Regions from separate parts of the Mus musculus genome. Here region 2 is linked to region 1. The links are chromatin loops, found by intact Hi-C in ENCODE. Cell type or tissue: left cerebral cortex. All regions are shown on one strand. Each heading gives the region's core, and the rest is flanking DNA. Links, peaks and the distances in the headings are about the cores only. Region 1 has its middle 61 kb from the start of Steap3. Region 2 has its middle 6.7 kb from the start of Steap3.

Region 1 (9,755 bases), core at 1,183-9,182:
GCATGTTCCCCTGCTGGTGGACACCTGCACCCAGCAAGAGATTCCTGGGGAGACTCCTTAGAGATTATTGTTTTACCATCTGAGGGCAGAGGGGAGGGGCACAAGAGCCTCTTTAGAAAATCTTTATTCCTGCCAGGATGGTGACACTGAGGAACCAAAGGAGAACAGAGTTGAGTCTGCTGATTGGAGGTGGTAGTGTGTGTGCAGTGAGGGATGGAGAGTTAGGGATAGGCAGTGGACTGGAGAGGTCTTAGGGATGTGGTCTGGACAACAGCTCACAGGGTGGGAAAGAGTCTGGAGCAGGGCTGCGGTGAGCAGAGCATTCTGAGAGAGCAGAGTGGGTTCTGAGCAGTGCAGAGACCTGGAGCGTCCACGGAAAGCAGTGGAGGGCGTGGAGGGATGTGCTACACACGGTGGGGCAAAGCACATAGTGAGAGAGAGGTGGGAGATGGAACTAGGGGCTACGTGGTCCCTTCTCCCTTACCATAGAGTGTACTTCATCAGAAGGAAATGGGGTCCCATTGGGAGCCACAGTCAGATATTGAAAAGATCCCTTTCCAAGCTGGAGATCCATCAGAAAAGTGCTTACAAATAAGCACGGGCATCCACCTGAGTGGATCAGAAGCCATATTTGTTTTGGATTTTTGTTTTGTTTTGTTCGTTTTTTGTTTTCATTTTAAGCAAGATATAGCAGCATTCCACTGTAATCATTATCTCTGGAGAGGTGGAAATATGTAGATCCCTGTGGCTTGCTAACCAGTAGACTAGCCTATTTGGTCATCTGAGGAATGAGAGCAGAGTTGTCTTCTGGTCTCTACACACACATGTACCCATACACACATATGCACCTGCAAACACATGAACACACACATACACACGTTTGCACACACACTTACATGTACACAAACATTAAAATATATTCATGAGGACGTACGTAAATCAAAGGCAACTCTGTTTCCATTTGTAGAGGGCACTACAGCATCCTGGGATGTGGCAGCCACAGGTCCTGGATGCGTCTTCCTAGGTTACAGTGGACAGCTGTACTTGCAAGTGCTTCACCAAGGTCTGGCACAGTAAGCACTGACCCTCGTGGCTGGGCAAATCAAAATTGTGACATTTGGCTTCTGTTGCTTGTGGAAGGTCTACAGCAAGTCACTGAGCATCAGGCCAGGACCAGACTCAGCACCCTTCAGCCCTCAGCATGTGGTATCGTGGGTACTTGCTCACTGTTAGGTGTTGGATGCTGGGAGAGAGGGTTCAAGAGGACACTGAAATGGATTATTGGGAACTAAGAATTTGTTAGATTTATTAGCACTTTGGACAGACAGACAGACAGAGGGGCAGCAGCATGGCAGGGCTCCAAGGAGAGTTCGGGCACCATCATCCGAAATAGACAGCATGGGGGTCTGTAAAGAGGAGAGAGCCCACAGGGCAGAAGTGGGGTCTGCTCTGACATCTTCTGGGAACGTGGGAAGGCTGACAGCCCAGCTCTCTGACTCCCAGGCAGGAGGCAGGGAAGGGAGCAGCAGCAAGCAGGAGGGCCCGCTGATCCCTGAACACAATATCCTTCTGTATGAGCTAAAGGTGGGAAAGTCTGCCCTCAGCGTCCCAGGAGGGTGCATGTCAGTGTCTGCGGCAGGAAAGCAGCTGCAAAGCAGAGGCTAGGGCCTCACCTTAATGTTTAAGGTTACGCTTGTCTGTCTGTCTGTCTGTGTGTCTGTCTGCCTGTCTGGTAGAGGGAAGGGAACGTGCACGCATGCTTGCAGAAATCAGCTCTCTCCTTCCATCATGTGGGCCCCAGGGAGCCAATTCACTCTGGTTGCGGGGCTTGGTGGCAAGTGTCTGACCCACTGTGCCATCCCTCGGGCCCTCTCCTCCATACATTTTGAAGTGACATTAGGTCCTGTGGATTATGAAGGAACCTTTTCATTTTTTCAAAAGCCTTCCTGGAAAGCAGTAAACCTTCTCCTCTGACATCTGAAGGATATAAATGATAGTATGATTTTTTTAAGATTTATTTATTATCATATATAAGTACACCATAGCTGTCTTCAGAAGAGGGCATCAGATCTCATTGCGGGTGGTTGTAAGCCACCATGTGGTTGCTGGGATTTGAACTCAGGATCTTCAGAAGAGCAGTCAGTGCTCTTAACCGCTGAGCCATCTCTCCAGCCCCAATAGTGTGATTTTTAATGTATGTATATGTTTGTTTATATGTACACAGATGTGCATGCATGTGTGTGGGAGTCAGAGGCCAGCTCTGATGCTCCCCCTCAGGAATGTCGTCCAGGTCCTTTGAGACAGGGTCTCTAACTGGCCTGCAGCTCACCTACTTGCGGATGCTGCTGGGCTCGGGCTGCAGGGGTCCTCGCACCCTTACATTTTAAAGTGAGTTCTGGGTATTGAATTCAGGTTCCTCTACTTGGAATCCAGGAACTAGAAAATGCTACCCAAGCACCCTAACCTGAACCATAGCTCCAGCTCCTATAACCAATTTCTATGCTTAAAGCCCATTGCATTAAAAAAAAAAGTTAAATTGGGTTTATATGTGTGTTTGTGTGTTTAGCCATGGAGAAGTGTACTGCTCACAGAGGCCAGAAAAGAGGGGGGGGGTCAGATCCCCTAAAGCTGGAGTTACAGGTAGTAGCGAGCTGCTATAGGTGGGTGCTAGGAACTGAACTCAGGTCTCTGCAAGAGCAGAATGCACTCCTCACCGCTGAGCCATCCCCTCTGCCCACTTCCCATCATCTTCTAATAAGATTTGTTCTTATCTGGACGCCTCTCCAGCTGTGGTACCGTATTAAACATCTGCAGAGTGATAATGGAACTTGGACTGAACACACTGGGCGAGTCACCAGGCTGACGTGAGCTCTACTCTCAGACTCTACTCTTATCTCCGCCTCTGCTCCCTGTCATCAGCCCGACATGGACTGAGAACACAGGACGTGGCACTTGGCTTTTACTCTGGTTGGTACTCATGATGGTTAATCCTAACCGACAGTCCAATGAGAGCTGGAACCACTTAGGAGACGCACCTCTGGGTCATCTGCGAGGCCAAGACTGAGGAGCAGAGAGAAGACCTGTCCTTAGGGCAGGTGCCATTGTCAATGTATGGCCCAAACATGAAGAGGTCCACAGCATGTTGTCAGAGTGCCTTCTAATGCCTATGGTTATGCCTGTAGATTAGTGCTGCTCTCAACCTTGGCCAGAGAAGTTTCCTCCTGCGGTGGGCAGCTGTTAGTGCAGAGACTCTGAACTGGTCCCAATACCAAGAGCAAGAGACTATTGAATGCTCAGCCCTAAAGAGGACACCTATGCCGACAAGCTCAAGACTCAGGAAACATCTCCGAAGGGAGGCAGAAAGAAGGAAGGGGGAGGAGGAGAGCCGAGCCGAGAAATGCTGTCTTCAGGACATGACACACTCAGTGTGCTAGTGATCTCACTACAGCTGTAGCCAGCACAAGCCCAGTCAGCATGCCAGCAGGCACCACTGATTGCAGAGTGGGTTACCAGTAAATAAATAAATAAGTACATAAGTAAATAAGTAAGTAAGTAAGTAAATAAATAAATAAATAAATAAATAAATAAATAAATAAGCTGGGGAGAGAGTGAAAATAAAAAAGAGAGTCATTTTGGGGTGTCTAAGAGAAGTAGAAGGGGGAAGTTGGGGTTCAGATAATCAAAATACATTATTTACTTGCATAAAATTGTCAAAGAATACAGAATATTCTATTATTAAATAAATAAATAAGAGGTCCAAGGAAAAATCAGTGTCGCTTGCCTGCCTCTGCCTCTGCTTCTTGCTGGTGAATGCATCTACTCTGCTGTTGCTGTTGCTGTTGCTGCTGCCACTCCACCCTACACTGACATCAGAACCCAGCTTCTTCAGCCTTCCACTGTGGATGGAAGTCCAGCATCCCTCCTGTGCCCCTCCATGCCCTCAGCTCCAGATGAGGCATGCAGCTTCCTGGGTGAATACCTGCTGGCTTCCTAGCTTCTCCAGAATGTAGGCAGCCATTACCAGATGGTCCAGCCTGTCATGTAAACCAATATGGTGAATCCCTTTAAATAATATATATTCATTTTTTTGTTCTTGGTTCTAATACACCTCCTAAGTGTGGAGTTTCTTAGTTGTTAAAGTAAGTGAAAGACAAGCACGGGGTTTGCTGAGTCAGCTGCAGGGCCCCTTAGTATTTAAAACCATTCAGCCTTCAGGAAGAAAACAGGGGGTGTCCCCTTCTTCAGACTAATTCTCATGTTCGTGCCACAGGTGTCCCTGTGCCTACAAAGCTCTGACACCTGGGTACAAGAGGGCAGCTCCCAGATGCCCTGCTGGGCAGGGGTTATCCTGCCATTGCATATGGAAGCGGTTTACTTTGGAACCTCACAGGCCCAAACAATGGACATGCACAGCTGCGAATACCAGGAGGCATCGGGCTGGGGAGCTTTGAGAACTCGCTCACCCCTTCAGCCTTCAGTTTTGAAATATGATCCTCAGCAGATAATCAGGGCATTCTGTAAAAAATGTTAGCTCATCCTTCACACTCTAGAAGTCAGCAAGATGGGGGCTGGAGAGGATGGCTCAGTGGGCAAGTGCTTGCTGTACTCCTATGAGGGGTCAGGTGGGATCCCAGCACCTATGTGAAGTCAGGTATAGTGGTGCACACCTGCAACCCCAGTACAGGAATGGGGTAGAGGTCGGCAGATAACAGAGCATCCTGGTCAGTGAGTCTAGCCAATCAGTGAACACCAGGTTCAGAGAGAGACTGTCCCAAAAGGTACCTCATGTCAACTTCTACCCCCTCCACAGACTCACACACACATCTGCACACACTTGCACACAAATATGCACACACACACATATGAATACACACACACACAAACACATATGAATGCACACACACACACACACACACACACACACATACCAGCAATAACAGAGACACAATATAGAAGTTGTGCTATGACTTTAGAATAATCAGGTCCTGACTTTTAAATTAAATCAAAGGTTAGACACTAGCCATCCTGCCACCACTTCTGAGCACTGGCAAGGGCCACTACAGTTACAAGCTAAAGGATTTGACTTTGAGCTAAAGAACTCCAAGGCCAGCCACCCTCCGGTGGGCCAACCACCCACTCTAGGTGATGAATAGATGACTCACTGGTTGTGCCCACAGCTTCCGGTCCTTGGCAGACTCTGCTGCCACCTGGTGGCTGACATAGAGCAGACAGGCACCAACTGCTGCCTGGCCTCTGTAAGGAATGTGAGCTAAAAGTCCGGGAAGGTATCACTGGAGGATACCACTGATCCGTATTGGGGCAGCCAACAGCTGGTCCTGAGCTGCGGATCTAGAAAATTCAAACTGCAAAAGCTGACCTTGCAAGACTATTCTACCCAGAAACCACATTTGGCCTCTCTCTGTAACCATTTGTTCTATAGCTGAACTTGAAGCAAGGTTTGCCCAGAGAACAGAGGAAGTGTCCATTGCTCTGCTGTTTGAAGGAGTCTACTGTTCCTAAGTGGAAAACAAAGCAGTCAGAAAAGGTAGATATCAGGTTATGTGCTCTGGATCACCTGCATCCAGGTATAATGTGTCCAGAAAAGGAGACAGAAAGGCAAGGGATTCCTGGAAAACCAGAGTCCTTCCAGGGCTCTGAGAACATCTGGGCCATTGCGGAGCTGAGTTTGACTGGCAGACACTGGCAAGCAGGGTGATAGAGGTGCCTACCTCACTGGAAGTCCCAGCATCATGAGTGCCTGCGTGTGTGGAATATAACATTGTGTTCAGCATCTACAGATTGTGTGTGTGTGTGTGTGTGTGTGTGTGTAGTGTTCATATGTGTGTGAATGTGTGCATGAGAGTGCACATTCTTGTAGGGAGGACAGAGGTCAATATCACGTGTCTTTCTCAATCACTCTCTACCTGATCTTCTTTCTTTTTGAAAGACTTACTTTTTGTAATTGTTTAGATATGTGCATGGGGACATAGGTACCCTTAGAGGCCAGAAGAGAGTGCCAAGTCCCTTGAAACTAGAGTTTCAGGCACTTGTGAGCCATCTACCACAGGTGATGGAAACCAGGCTCACATCCTCTGGGAGAGCAGTACCTGCTCCTAACTGTAGAGCTGTCTCTCCAGACCTTCCATCTTGCTCTGAAACAGTGTCTTTCTTTCACTGAACCCAGAGTTCCCCGGTTTGGCCAGACTGGCTGGCCAGTGAGCTGCAGGAACCTTTGTGTGGGATTATAGACACACACCACCATGTTCAGCTTTTTTTTTTTTAATGTGGCTGCTACAGCTGAGAACCCAGGTTTTCATGCTTGCATGACAAGTCCCCTACCAAATGCACCATCTCCCCAGCAACAGTGTGCACACTGGGGTGCAGTGAGATGAATGTTGTTAATGAAGCATGGATGTGCCAGAATCACATTATGTGTGCTGCACACTTGGCTCGGTCGTTTCCCCTGAGCCCAGAGGCAATCTGAGGTCAGCGCAGACATCCTGCTTGAATGGAGTAGAAGACTGAGGCTTCTGCCCCACCAAGGTCAGACCTCTCGGTTAGTGGTGGTGGGTGCTGGCTCTTCGGGCTGCTGCTGCCTGACTGCACAGCAAATGCTCCTTCCTTCTCCTCACGCTTGCCTAAAGCAAACACAGCAAGACAAATAACGCAGCCCATGCAGGAGGGCACCATTTGCCTTTTGTAATCTGAATGATTTTTAATGTCACCACAAGTTCACTTCTAGGTCACTTCTAAGCAAGCAACTTTGCTTGAAGTCGAGTGAGGGAGACTGCACGATCGTGTGGACAGTCCTAAAAGCCACTATTGAGCTCTCTGCCCCGCTTTCCAGGGACTGTTCAAGAGGAGACAGATGATAGTCTAGGACATTCCCCTTTCTAATGGTGGAAAAATTAGAATAATGTTTTGTTTTCTGGCTGGCAAAAAAAAAAAAAAAAAATCCTCACAAGACACAGAACTGCCTCTGGGCATACAGAGAACTTCTAGGCAGAGAATACATCTGAAACCTGGAGATGCAGATACAGCCCCTACCAGAGGGAGACTGACATAATCTGTATCCCTCTGTCTCTCTCTTTTGTAGACAAGGTCTCATGAAGCCCAGGCTGACCTTGTTATATAAAGGGTGACTCTGACCTTCTGGTCCTCCTGCCTCCACCTCCCACGTGCTGGGATTGTAGACAGCACCACCACGCCCAGTTTACATGGTGCTGGGGATTCTACCCCTGGCTTTGTGCATATTCGGCAAGCAGCCCACCAACTCAGCCACACCCCAGCCCCTCCAACGCAACTCCTAATCATGTTTTCTCAACTCCTATTAAAATACATAAGCATTCAGGAACACTCAGCATGTTTTCCCAGAGCCCAGTCTATTCAAGTTTATGAAGCTGATTATATAGATATATTCCTTTTATTCAGACCCACTGGATTATTTCGCTATAAAATGAGTGTCAGAAACCTGCCAAACTTTGTTTTAAAATGCAAACTCAGTCTCCAAGTCACTCATTCATGTCACCAAGAGCTGAAGTCAGAGAGTTTATAGCAGAGAGGTGGCAGGGGCTGGCCACCTAGGACCTCTAAGCCTCCTCAGCTTTGACTGAAAGGAAGGTGGTGTGTGTGTGTGTGTGTGTGTGTGTGTGTGTGTGTGTGTGTGTGTACACCACTGCATGTATGTGAAGGTCAGAGGACAATCTGAAGAAACCAGTTCTCTTTCTAGCATGTAGGTCCTGATGACCAAACTGAGGTCACCAGGCTTGGTCACACACGTCTTTATCCACTGAGCTATCTCACTGGCCCACCTGGGTTTTTCCTAAAATAAATATTTTATTTTATGTATATGTGTGTATGCCTAAGTGTATGCATGTGTATCAGCATACAGGAGCCCACAGAGGGCGTTGAATTACCCGAAACTAGAGTTATAGACAGCTGTGAGCCAGCATGTGGGTGCTGAGAACTGAGCCCAGGTCCTCTGGAAGAGCAGCCAGTGCTCGTAACCACTGAGCCATGTCTCCAGCTCATCATCTGGTTTTCTTCAGTGAGTTCTGGGAATCTTCACTCTGATGGGTCCTCAGGCTCGTGGTACAGGAACATTACCCACTGAGTCACGCTCTGCCTTTGCTTATTTTCAGTCAGTCATATAGCATCATCTGGACCCAAAGTGGATTTTCTCCATCTTCAGTCTGGCTGCCCACAAAAGTCGTTATTGTCTGAGTACTGACTCAGAGCAGCACAGAACAGGGCAGGCTACACTCTATAAAACACTGTGTAAGCAGGGTGACACGCATCCCGGATGCCTCATCCAGGCTATTATATACTGTATGATCTCTCCAAGAAAGAGATGAGTCTCCAAAAGCCATTACCTAAATTCTTATGTTCATGTTCTCACCCAAAATGCACATCTGGGAACAGGAGGCTGATCTCAGGTCTGACTTATTGGATGTTTCAAGTGGAGAGATATGACAGGCACGTCTTCTCCTCTATACCTGCACTTCCCAGGATGCCGGAAGCACAGAGTGAAGGGGAAGGGAAGAGGGAAGCCACAGGTGTCACTGTGGGGTCTATGTGAGGTGCAGTGATGCTGAGGCCTGCAGAGCCCTTAGCTGCTTGTCCTGACGGCAGAGTTCAAATCACTGTTGAATCAACTAAGAGAACATCTTCCTATTGAATTAACTTCCTTAATCAGATTCACCGAGACTTTCTGAGAATAACATGAGGTGAGGCAGCCATCATGAACTGAGTCCATCCCCTGAACAAGTACACACAGTGAGAGAAGGATGACAGAAGTCCAGCTGCCCGGGGTCAGCGACATGGTCCACCCCGTATAGCACTTGCTGCACAAGCACGAGGACTCAGGTTCGAATCCCCAGGACACACATATGAAAAGTCGGTGGCAGCAGAGCCTGTCTACATCTCGGCAGTCATACAGTGAAATGGAATGCAAAGACAAAAGAATTGCCTAGAAGCGTGCTGGCCGGCTAGCTTAGGCATCAGAATCAGCAAGCAACAGAGACCCTGTCAAAATACAGTGGACGGTGAGGACTGACATCGCTCACATATACATGCACATCACATGTACATTACATACATACATACATACATACATACATACATACAATGTTGTTTAAAAGCACAAGTATCTTGAGTTCAAAGCCCAGAATCTCTAGAAAAGACTTCTAGGAAAGAGAAGACAGGTGGATCCCTAGGACTCCATGGCCATAGCCCAATTGGCTAATTCCAGCCCAGTGATGGAACCTATTTGTGGTTCTCAGCCTCCACATGCATATGCACATGTGTGCATTCATACCCCTGCATGCACACACACCCTAACAGGATCATGTATGCACACAGGTGTGCACACACAGTTGCTCAAAGCTGCGTCTGGACTGCTCTGCCTATTAAGAAAGCAACCCCAGAGCCTGCCACAAATGACAAATGTATTGTCAGAAGAAGGCATGCCCTGCCCTCCCTTCCTGTCCTCCTCAGAGTCCCCAGGCTGGGCCACATCCTCAGGTGTCACATACAGACAGGATCACTGCCATTGCATATATCTGGGAAAGCATTGAAGTAGACATGTCTACTATGGGGAAAAGATCCCCCAGGCTCGCACAGCCCACGTGGGTAGTGCAGGGTCTGTGCGTTCCTGTGACACGGGAAGAGGCGGCAGGTTCTTCCCACTGAGGGCGGCAGTGATGAGTGTTGAGTCTTGTGATGAGCATGGTTGGAAGCTGCCCACTGGTGCAGGG
Region 2 (9,755 bases), core at 1,116-9,115, 68 kb before region 1:
GAATCCCAACCTTCACACTAGAGGCTCTGTGTCCACCTTTGACCTCGGTGTGCTTGGGGATGACCTGAGGTCAATGACCGACCGGCACCCCACTCCACCCCCATCCCACCAGGTCCAGGGCGGGGCTGTGACCTGCTTGTCTGGAATTTGGCTTACACTGTTTACCACTGCTCAATCGTTGCAGTGAGCTCCAGCCACCCAGCTTCAGAAGAAATGGCTGCAGAGGCCCACAGGCAGCAGGGCTCTTGCCCCACCATCCCCTCAGAGGGCTGTGGAAAGTCACCAGAGAAGAAAGGCAGTGCGGCCGACTCTAGACCTGGTGAGCTGGAGTCTGTGGGGCAGGGAGGAAGCAGGGCATAGAAGACACAGGAAGCAACTCTGCCCTGATTCCAGACTCCATCTGCATGGACTGATTCCAGGTGCTAGGGTTCCTTTCTCAGAAACCCCAGAAGTCCACGAAGGTATGCTTCCTCCAAGCAAGTGTGCACTCTCTTCTTGTGCATGTATAGATTCATGATGCCTGGTGTGTGTGCGTGTGTGTGTGTGTGTGTGTGTGTGTAAGAAATGTCAACCTCTGCCTTACTTTTTTTAAGAGGCTCTCACTTGGCCTGGAGTTCACTGGATTAGCTAGGCTGGCTGGTCAGCAGTCCCAGAAATTATTGGTTACTGCCTCCCTGGAGCTGGGCATAGCCCTGCATCTATCTGGTTTTGGGTGTGTGTGCCTAGGAGGAGAGTTTTGGGGGAATCTAATTCTGATCTTCGTGCTTGCACCTCGAGAACTTTTCTTACCCAGTTCTCTCCCCAGCCCACCTCATTCTTTCTGGATTACGGGAAAGGAGAAAGGGGTCACCAGTAAATTGTTTGCTGATAGAGTGAGCCTGACCCAAAGGCATGGCTCACAGAGAAAAGCTTGCCAACTGAGCTAATAATATAATAGGGATAGCATTGTCAGGAGCATGGCCCCACGTCCTTGCCATCAGGTAAAGAAGGAAGAAAGGTCAGCTATATGGCAGCTGCTCTCAGAGAAGAGGACGCTCTAAGTATTTCCCCTGAAGCTTTGACGGGTATTGAGTGTCTGAAGGCTGAAGTCTTTTCTCCATATTTTCAGAAATTCAGGAATAGACTAAGTCGTGTGTGTGTGTGTGTGTGTGTGTGTGTGTGTGTGTGTGTTTGTGTGTGTACAATTTATAGGAATCATGGGTTCTGGGGCTGACTCAGGTTAGCAAGTTTGGCAGCTTACCTGCTGAACTATCTCCCTGGCCTCCATATGGGTGTAGCACATTTCAAGTTTAGCCACAAGCAGGGACTGTTGATTGCACATGAAAATTTTGGTATCAGGTGATAGGTTATTTCTCCACCACAGGTGAAATGAGCCGATTCAAGCCAGATTATATTTTATTAAAGGCAGGTTTTTTGGGAAGCTGTTTTCAGGCAAGTTCATTGGCCCCACGGATTGAGGCCAGGAGAGTCGCCATGATGGGGAAGTGGGGGAGTGGGGAAGGAAATAGAGAGGAAGGGAGAGCACAGAGAGGTGAAGGGAGACCAAGATGTCTGGATTGTATAGGGAAGAGCATCTGGGCAAAGGACTGTTCAGCCGCTGGACTGGAAAGTTCAGGGTTTGGGGCAGGGTATGCTGGGTTGGGGGCAGGGTATACCATGTAGGGACTGAGGGATGCTGGTAGAAACTGGAGGCTAGGTCTGCTTTGATATGTAAAATATGTAGTCCTTGGGTTTGAAACCAGACACTGTGGAGTATCAAGGCCAGCTTGAGATACATGAGACTTTATCTAAAATAAAGTTCACTTCAATTAAAAAAAAAAGTTCTACTTCAGTAGAGGAATAGAAAGAGGTAACCTTATTCTATAGTGGGGCAGCAATCAAGGTGCAGGGGATTTGGGAAATACTCAAGGTGGCTCCCAGTGTCTCATAAGCCACACCTTACAATACAGAGTGATATACCATACTAGGTCACAACAGGAACGATATACCTTTGATTCCAAGACCAGCTAGCCTCAAGGGCTATCCTCCTGCCCCCTCACCTGCCTGTCTCGGTTCTCTGGGTACATCTGAGATGGCCTTTTACCCACTGGGTTATGTTAATAGCAAAGGATTCCTCACTTTTCTGGGTCACCCTCACCAAGTGCAGCTTATCTCCTATATAGAAGAGAACAACCCCCACCCACCCACACACCCCACACTGCCAAAGCTTGGGGGAGTCTCATGGTGCCTGGCTTAGTTGGCACAGCTGGACAATAGGATGTTCCCCGGGCCTCAGCCAGACAGGACCAGATTCAAGTGGCCGGGCTCTTGATCATGGCAGCCAGAAAACACGGTGGCTTCCTGTGGCCATCTAGTTTTAATAGGCAAGTAGAACATTTATTTTGTACACAGAGACAGATGTGTTCTGTCCTCATCTATAAGTGGGGGATCAATCCAAGATAGAAAAGCAAACAATGTCCCATTCCTTGCTGGGCCAAGTAGAAGATGAATCTGAGTTTTCTTCCTGGATGCTCTTGTCCTCTTAGCCAAAGCGCTAGCCTTATCTTTACGTAAAAGAGCTACCTCAAGGTCTCTGGAAATAGACTGCTTGGCAACTGAATGTACAGATACTGTATGTGTGGCCTCTGCTGTATCTGCCACATTCCAGTGCAGCTGGGTACACAGGAGAGCAGAGTAGCCAGAACCCCTCACTGACAGAAGCTTTGTGTATGTGTTCATGCACGTGTGTGTGTGTGTGTGTGTGTGTGTGTGTGTGTGTGTGTGTGTAGATAAATGTGTGCATGTATATGTAGAGGTCAGGCCTTCAGTGCAGTTCCACAAGGTACCATCTACCTTCCTTCTTGAGGCAAGGTCTCTCACTGGCCTAGAACTCACCAAGTAGGTTGGTCAGTGATTTGCCCATCTGCCTTCCTACTACTGGGATTCCAAGCTTGTGCCATCATGCCTGGCTTTTTTATGGACCAAACCCAGGTCCTCATGGTTGTAAGACAAGTAAGTACTTTACTGGCTGAGCCTTCTCCTCACTTCCCCAGACAGTTTTTCAAGGCCAAGCACTGTGTGTAGGCAGCATGCTGAGCAAACATACTGTTCTAGACTCTGGTTCTTGTCTGCTCAAGACAGGGGCCATCCCTCGAATTTTGCCTGCCCTGAAACCTACCCTGTGTAGCACCTTGGGGCATTATAGCTAAAATGGATAGAGTACCTTTAAGAATGACCACAGGAACTCAGAAATGTGTTTGCTGGTACATGTTTGGACAGTGGGCCCCTTGAAGGAGGCTAGAAAGGATCTAGGCACTGAAGCAGACAAAATAGAGAGCTGGTGGAGGAAGCCCCTAGCCGAGAGGAAGTTCAGGATGCTTGTGGGAGCTCTGGGTTACTGGGAGAGCAGGGAAACCCTTAAGAGCAGCATTTCATTCCTCAAAGAGCACAGAACTCTGCTTCTTCAACCCACTGTACCTTTAAGAAAAAAAAATCATTTATTGTGTGTGTGCACAAGCTTGAACAGTACACATATGGAGGTCAGAGGACAACTTTTCACTTTATGGTCCTGGGGGTTGGGGGCTGAACTCAGGCTTGTTGGCAACTGCCTTTACTCCTTGAGCCATCTTGCTGGTTCTTCCTGGATACTTTAGGGCCATCCCTGAGGCCCAGCCTTCTTACTTCTGGCCTCTCAAAATCTTGTTTCCAGATACCCCGAGGCTTCCCAGAAAACAAGATTCTTAGAATTCCTCAATGTAACTTCCAGCTGAGCCTTGAAGCTTCACACCTGCAATCCCTGCAGGGCAGGCGCTGTGGCCCTTAACTGCTAAAAGTTCAAGGCCAGTCTGGGCCTCTTAGGGAGGCGCTGTTTCCAAAACAAAACAAAACAAGGAGCCCAGGAGATGCTCAGTTGGCAAAGCATTGCCAAGCAAGCTGGAGGATCTAAGTTCCGGTCACCCACACCCATGTAAAAAAGGCAGCACTCCATGACTGTGATCCCAGCACTGGGCAAAGGAGACAGGACTACCCAGGGCTCACCAGCAAGCCTAGCCTAGCCGAACCAGTGAGCTCCAGGTTCTGCTAGGGAAAATAAAAAATAAAGTGGAGATCCAAGTGAAGAGAAGACCTAACATTGATCTGTGGCCCTCATGCATACATGCTCATGTGTGCATGCTCCCATCCCCCAACACATGCGTGCACATATATAAACACCTTCATAGGTTCCTCACCCTCCTGAACGCACTGTAAAAGTCAAAGCTCCTTAGTAGGAGTTAATGGACTTCTGCTCTAGGAAGTCTAGAAAGTCTCATTCCTGTGAGTCAGGAAAACCACACTCCCATTTCCCATAAACTGAGCATGAAGCTAATGCCCCTAGGGCCATCGGTATCAGGTAGGAAAGGCCATAACGTAAGTCTGAAGTGACATCATTATGCTGTGCCCTAGTGGGTTGCTGTGCGACAAAGCAGGGCGAACTGGGGCAGGGAATAGCAGTGGGCAGTGTCCCAGGGCAGGGGATACCTTTATCAGGACAGGGTGGTATCTTAGAACTCAGAGGTGTGTGTAGGGGTTCTAGCTTAGCCAGTAGTTCCCAGAGAGCCAGGATGGACCACCACAAAACCAACGGGGCATTGAAACCTGAAGACTTCTGAGAGCAGGTCAAAAATCATTTCTGAGGAGACAGATGTGATCCAGCTACAGTCACCCCGGTCTGGTTACAAACCTGTGCACCCTTGTTGGAGACAGGAGGGGTTTGCTAAACTCACACCCGCTTGTCACCCACCTGTGCAGCCCTAGCCTGCTGCCTAAATGACCACTTTGACCTTGATCAAAAACTGCCCTTGGATTTTAAGAGTTCTTAGAAAGGGGGAGGCACGCAGAGGTCACCCCGTCTTCCCGCTCCCTGTTCCTCCTCGTCCATGGTGGTGGGTTCTGCTGACTGTGGGCAGATCAGGAAGTGACAAGACAGGCTCTGAGACTCCCTAGGGGAACGGCTGGTGGAGGGTTGGTGGCTGGTGGCTTCCTCCACTTGTAGTGCAGGGCGGAGACAGCGATTGAGACTAGAAGGGGTGGCACTGCTGGATAAACGGCTACAAGCTGGCGGGCAGCCACTACCCCGCCAGGTCCGGCCCCACGGGCGGGCGGGACTCAAGGAGAGGAGGAGCCTGAGGCCGAGCCACCGCCTCCTCCCGCGACCTGCAGCTGCCAAGGCTCCTCCAAGCGGCCGGCTGCCGAGGTGAGTGACCCTGCCCCGGCACGCTCGCGTGCTTTAGGCTGTGCATGGTCCCTAGGACCCTTGTAGCATGCCTGCTGTGACGCACCCTGAGCAGTCACTACAGGTCGGGAAACCTTGTCTCCTAGAACCAAGCCACGTGAGGCTGGAGATAGAAGATCTCAGCGGGGTGCCCACAGACCAGGGAAAGCGGGCGTCTGGAGCCCGGGTTTCACTTGTGAGCCACCCTCCGGGGCAGTCCTGAACTACCAGGGTCCCACGTGCTCTTCGTTTTTTGCTCAGCGGGTTTCGGGGGAGAGAGTGCCTAGTACCCAATAGGCAGATCTGCCTAGTGCCCGCCTCTGTCCGCGGAACCTTAGCCTGGAAAGTTCTTCCTGTCCACTGAAATCTGGGAGTAGGTTACCGGCAGGAGTGTAGTGGTAACTTTGGTCACTCTAGATAGATACAGTGGAGGTTGTGGCTTAGGCTGTTTGGGTCAAGAGGCAGTTTGCGCTGGTGGAGGTCGGGGATGAGGGGCGGTGGGGGGGACCAAGAAGCCAAACAAGTGTTCAGAGCCACTTCCAAAACAGGCTCCAGAAGTGGGGGTTTGTGAAATGCCCTAGGGAGGCATGTCTGTCCGGCAGAGTGCTGCTATGATATAATTAGCAGCTAACATTTCTCCGACACTTATATGTGCCTGGGTGCAAGTAGGGGCTCTGTGCACATTAGTCCAACTAATCCTGGCAGCCAGGAGAGTCTGTTCTGTTATTCAGGGGAATTCTGAGCCTTCCAAATCCCCGGTGTTTTGCAAGGACACAGGTAGCAAATTATAGAAGTTGTTAAACTTTCCCAACAAAGAGGGCTTCTATCAGGTAAAGGAGGTCAGATCCTCAGGCTGTCTGGACAGCACCATGAACGCAGTGCTGGGCGAGAACAATGCCCACAAGAGGAAAGAGCATGCCCTCTTAAGTCACCCCAAGGGCTGGTGTGTGTAGTCTGTCTGTCCATGTGGAGGCCAGAGGTGGATGTTGGGTGTCTTCCTTTATTGCTTTGTACATTTTGAGAGATGGGCTCACTCCCTGAACCTGGAGCTCACCAGTTGGCTAATCTGTCTGGCCAGCAAGCCCTGGGAATCCTCCGGTCTCCGCCTCCCCAACTCTGCCATTACAACTGTGCATGAGTGCACTAGCTTTTGACCTGAGTTCTAGACACCCAATCGTAGCTCCTTGGGCTGGCCCAGAAAGCACTTCACTGACTCAACTCTCTCCCCAGCCCTGCAAGGGCTGTTAGAAACACAGATGTCCAGTCCTCCTGGGCAACCAACTGAGTCGGCCAGGAGCACGTGGAGGGCCCGGCAGTGTGTCTGTCTGCCTTGCTCATCTCTGTCACCAGTGGTCTGCAAAGGGGTTGACAGGAAACAAATGCTTAACCCAGTGTTCCACGGATGAAGAGACGGAAAGGGGCAAGCAATGTCATGAGGGAAAGGGTGGGGATGGGAAACATGGGAGGCTAGTGGCCTCGGAGTCAGCTGGGAGCTCAGGATGGCCCACCTGATCATCTAGAGTTGGATCAGATTACCTGAAGCCTCCTGAGGTCTTCCAGGCCTGATCTGGTTAAGCTTGGATCTCTCCAGTCTGAAGACACCAGATAGATGGATTCCTGGCCCAGCCTGTCTTCTGTCCTTGTTTCAGGATTCTTCCTTCCTTAGCCTCTTCAGAGACAGAGTATTGGGCAGGGTTTCAAGGTGTTAAAAAGTGAAAGTTCTTGATCGAAGTCCAAAGCCACACACCTTCGCAGTGGGTGGGATGAGACAGGTAGGAGAGTCTGGCTTTGTAGCCAGCAAGCAGCGAGTCTGAATCTCAGCCAACACTTCTGGATCTCTGGACTTGGCTCTGCAATTGGTAAGCCTTTCCTGGGCCCTTAGGCACTGTATCCTCATAAAACAGAGAGAGTGCTACCCACGGGCATTCATTATACAGAGCTCCAAGTTGTCAGAGTTTGTTAAGTATCAGGTTCCTCACTCTGCTCCCAAGGGTTTGAGTATTAATGCCATGTGTTTGAGTTTATGTCTATGTCAGGGTGTGTGCAGGTGTGCAAGTGTGTTTTCACATGAGCGGGAAGACCAGACATCAACCTCAGCTGTCATTCTTCTTGCTCCTTGCTCTCTCACTGCTCTGGGTCTTGCCAGTTCAGCTTGGCTGGCTGGCCTGTGAGCCCCAGGGATTGCCTGCTTCCCCGGGTTTGTGATTACAAGTGTGCACCGCCATCCTCAGCTTTTTCATATGGGTTCTGGGGATTGGACTCAGGTCCTCAAGCTTGCAAGGCAAGTAGTTTTATCAACTGAGTTATTTCCCTATGTCAGATTTGAGTATGAATCTGATTGGACCTTCCAGGCTCATGGAGAGAAGACCATCAAAGCCCAGAGTGGAGTCTGACATCCCCTTCTCTGTGACAGGGCTGGCCACAGCTCCAGGCCCCAGCAACCCTTGTTGAGAGTCTGGGCACCTACCTCCAGGACAGGAAAGAGTCTTTCTCTGCTTTCTGCTGTCTGCAAACTGAAACCTTAATAGGCTGAGGCAAGGGTGGAAGGTCTTCTGGGACTTGGGTTCTCTGCCTTCCAACTGAAACTGGATCTGCCTCTTGCTGCCTTCCCTACCCTGCAGAGTGGTTAGGACTTGCTGGGTTGGGCAGGCAGGAGGTGGGTACTTTAAGTACTCTATGAAATTTCCCTCTAGTGTCTGGACCAGGAATGGGCCTCTGGATTTAAAAGGAAGGAGTTTGCCAATTTAGAACCTGTGTTGGCTCCTTTCGTCTGTGAAGGGATGAGTGTGTGCCTCTGTTTTGTAGTGTGTGAAGACATGTACATGCCATGGTTCTTGGGTAGAGGTCAGAGGACAACTCGGGAGACTTTGTGGTCCTCTTGTGTCTTTACAGGTCACCAGGTCAGCAGGTCACCAGGGCTTGTGCTTTAACCATTGACCCATCTTAGCAGTGTTTGTTTCCTTCTCTTGCCCCACCCATGAAACCCCATTTTAATCTGTGAGGTTGTTAAGGTTATGAGGGGGGCTTCTCACATGATATGCAAGTATAAAGTCAGGAAATCATATCTTCTAGTTGACCCCCAAACTGGGCCTATAATCTGTCCCACCCAGCCTCTGACAGAGAGCTTCAGCTCACCCCCTTCCTGTCCTTGGCCTGCTGTGCACTGATGCCATCCCACCTGAAATGACAGTCCTCATTCCTGAGCGGTTAGCTTCCCCACACACCCGAGCCTGGCCCAAGCAATGGTGTGATCCTCCCAACCACATGACTTTTCCAAGGGCCGACTAGCCTTCAGTCTCTTCTTTCAATCCCAAACCAGAGACTCCTTGCCACTCACTCTAGGTCTGTCCAAATCGTGCTTCCTCGTCCAAGTAACAGTTGCAGAGCGCTCACTAGGTGCCAGGCACTCAGACCAGCACAGTTGGCAGTACTACCCAGCTGTTCCACTTCCAAACTCATCTGAAACCTCTGTATTACCAAGTACAAGTAAAGAAAGGCCTCTCTTCCATGTGCCTGGCCCCCCAGAGCAATGTTTTGAGTAGACCTCTGCCCAGTTGCCCCTACAGTGTAAAAGCCCTCCACCAGAAGAGTTAGCCCTCCCAAACAACACATCTTTACCTGTCACCTTGGTCACCCACAGGAGCAACTATGGATATCACCGTTCCGTAGTCAGGTCTGTCTTCCGCTTCATGCCAGCAGCCTGGTGCTTATACATTAATTTCCATGCTGGGAACTAAACACAGGGTTAGAGCATTCTGGGCAAGCGCTCTTACACTGAACTGCTCTCCAGCTCTGATTGCTTGTTTTGTACCTCTTTAGTTCTCAGTTTAGGAGATTAAGCTTGTCCAAACAAGGAGACAGTCCCAAGAGCATCACACTAGCCAATGGCATGGATGTGGAGGAGTATGAGATCAGTGAAGGGTGGAGTGGGTTATCCCAGCACTTGTGAAGAGAGCAAAGCCTTCTTGAGGCTGGTGAGCAGGCCTTCCACAGTGACCACCTCCCCATACTATAGACGCCTGTTACCTGTGGGGTGGAGGTTTGTCATTCTTCCCGGCAGGCTTATGGAGGAGGCAGAACCCCAACAGTGAGGTTGGATGTCTCTGAGGGCAAACTTGTTCTAGGTGGCTGTGACCCAGACCCTCCTGGTGGAGTTGACCTGAACAGTGTGGGATATGACAAGGAGCCAGTGCTCGGTTGTCTGGGTGACCAGCCTTGCCTGTGCAAGGGTCAGAAGCAAACTGGAAGCAGTGGTTGTGTCCAGCAAACCAGTGCCCCCACGAAGACTGAGCCAATGTAAAAGATGACATGAGTCCCTCGGATGGTCCTTAGAGGGATGGCTCCTGACTGGTCAGAGCTAGAAGGGGAGGAAGCAACTGGAGCCCAGACATCAAGAGTTTTGATTGGGCTGGGGGTGGTATTCTGGAAAGCCTTACTCCTAGAGATCCAGGCTCTGTGGCTAGAGATGGACACCTTAATGCACCTCTGTTTTCCCCGAGCAAAGCCCCAATGGGAGCAGGTAGAA

What was found. Peaks named below come from ENCODE experiments on the same cell type or tissue, not always from the same donor. Only the 100,000 strongest peaks of a DNase experiment are listed, where the experiment ranks them.
Region 2: a loop joins it to region 1, with 2.2 times the contacts of the local background. A loop is called at or near these places in 1 of 42 quality-filtered maps.

Annotation. Positions count from the first base shown.
Region 1 is chr1:120,192,812-120,202,566 of GRCm38, reverse strand. No RefSeq gene overlaps it. Among named protein-coding and RNA genes, the nearest start is that of Steap3, 61 kb to the left of the region's middle. In left cerebral cortex, for the core only: a CTCF peak has its summit at 5,213 (motif pointing left); a DNase peak (open chromatin) is centred at 5,186.
Region 2 is chr1:120,260,689-120,270,443 of GRCm38, reverse strand. It overlaps a transcript of Steap3 not described here. Among named protein-coding and RNA genes, the nearest start is that of Steap3, 6.7 kb to the right of the region's middle. In left cerebral cortex, for the core only: no CTCF peak of the experiment used is centred there; a DNase peak (open chromatin) is centred at 5,084; H3K4me3 peaks cover 1,208 bases; H3K27ac peaks cover 273 bases.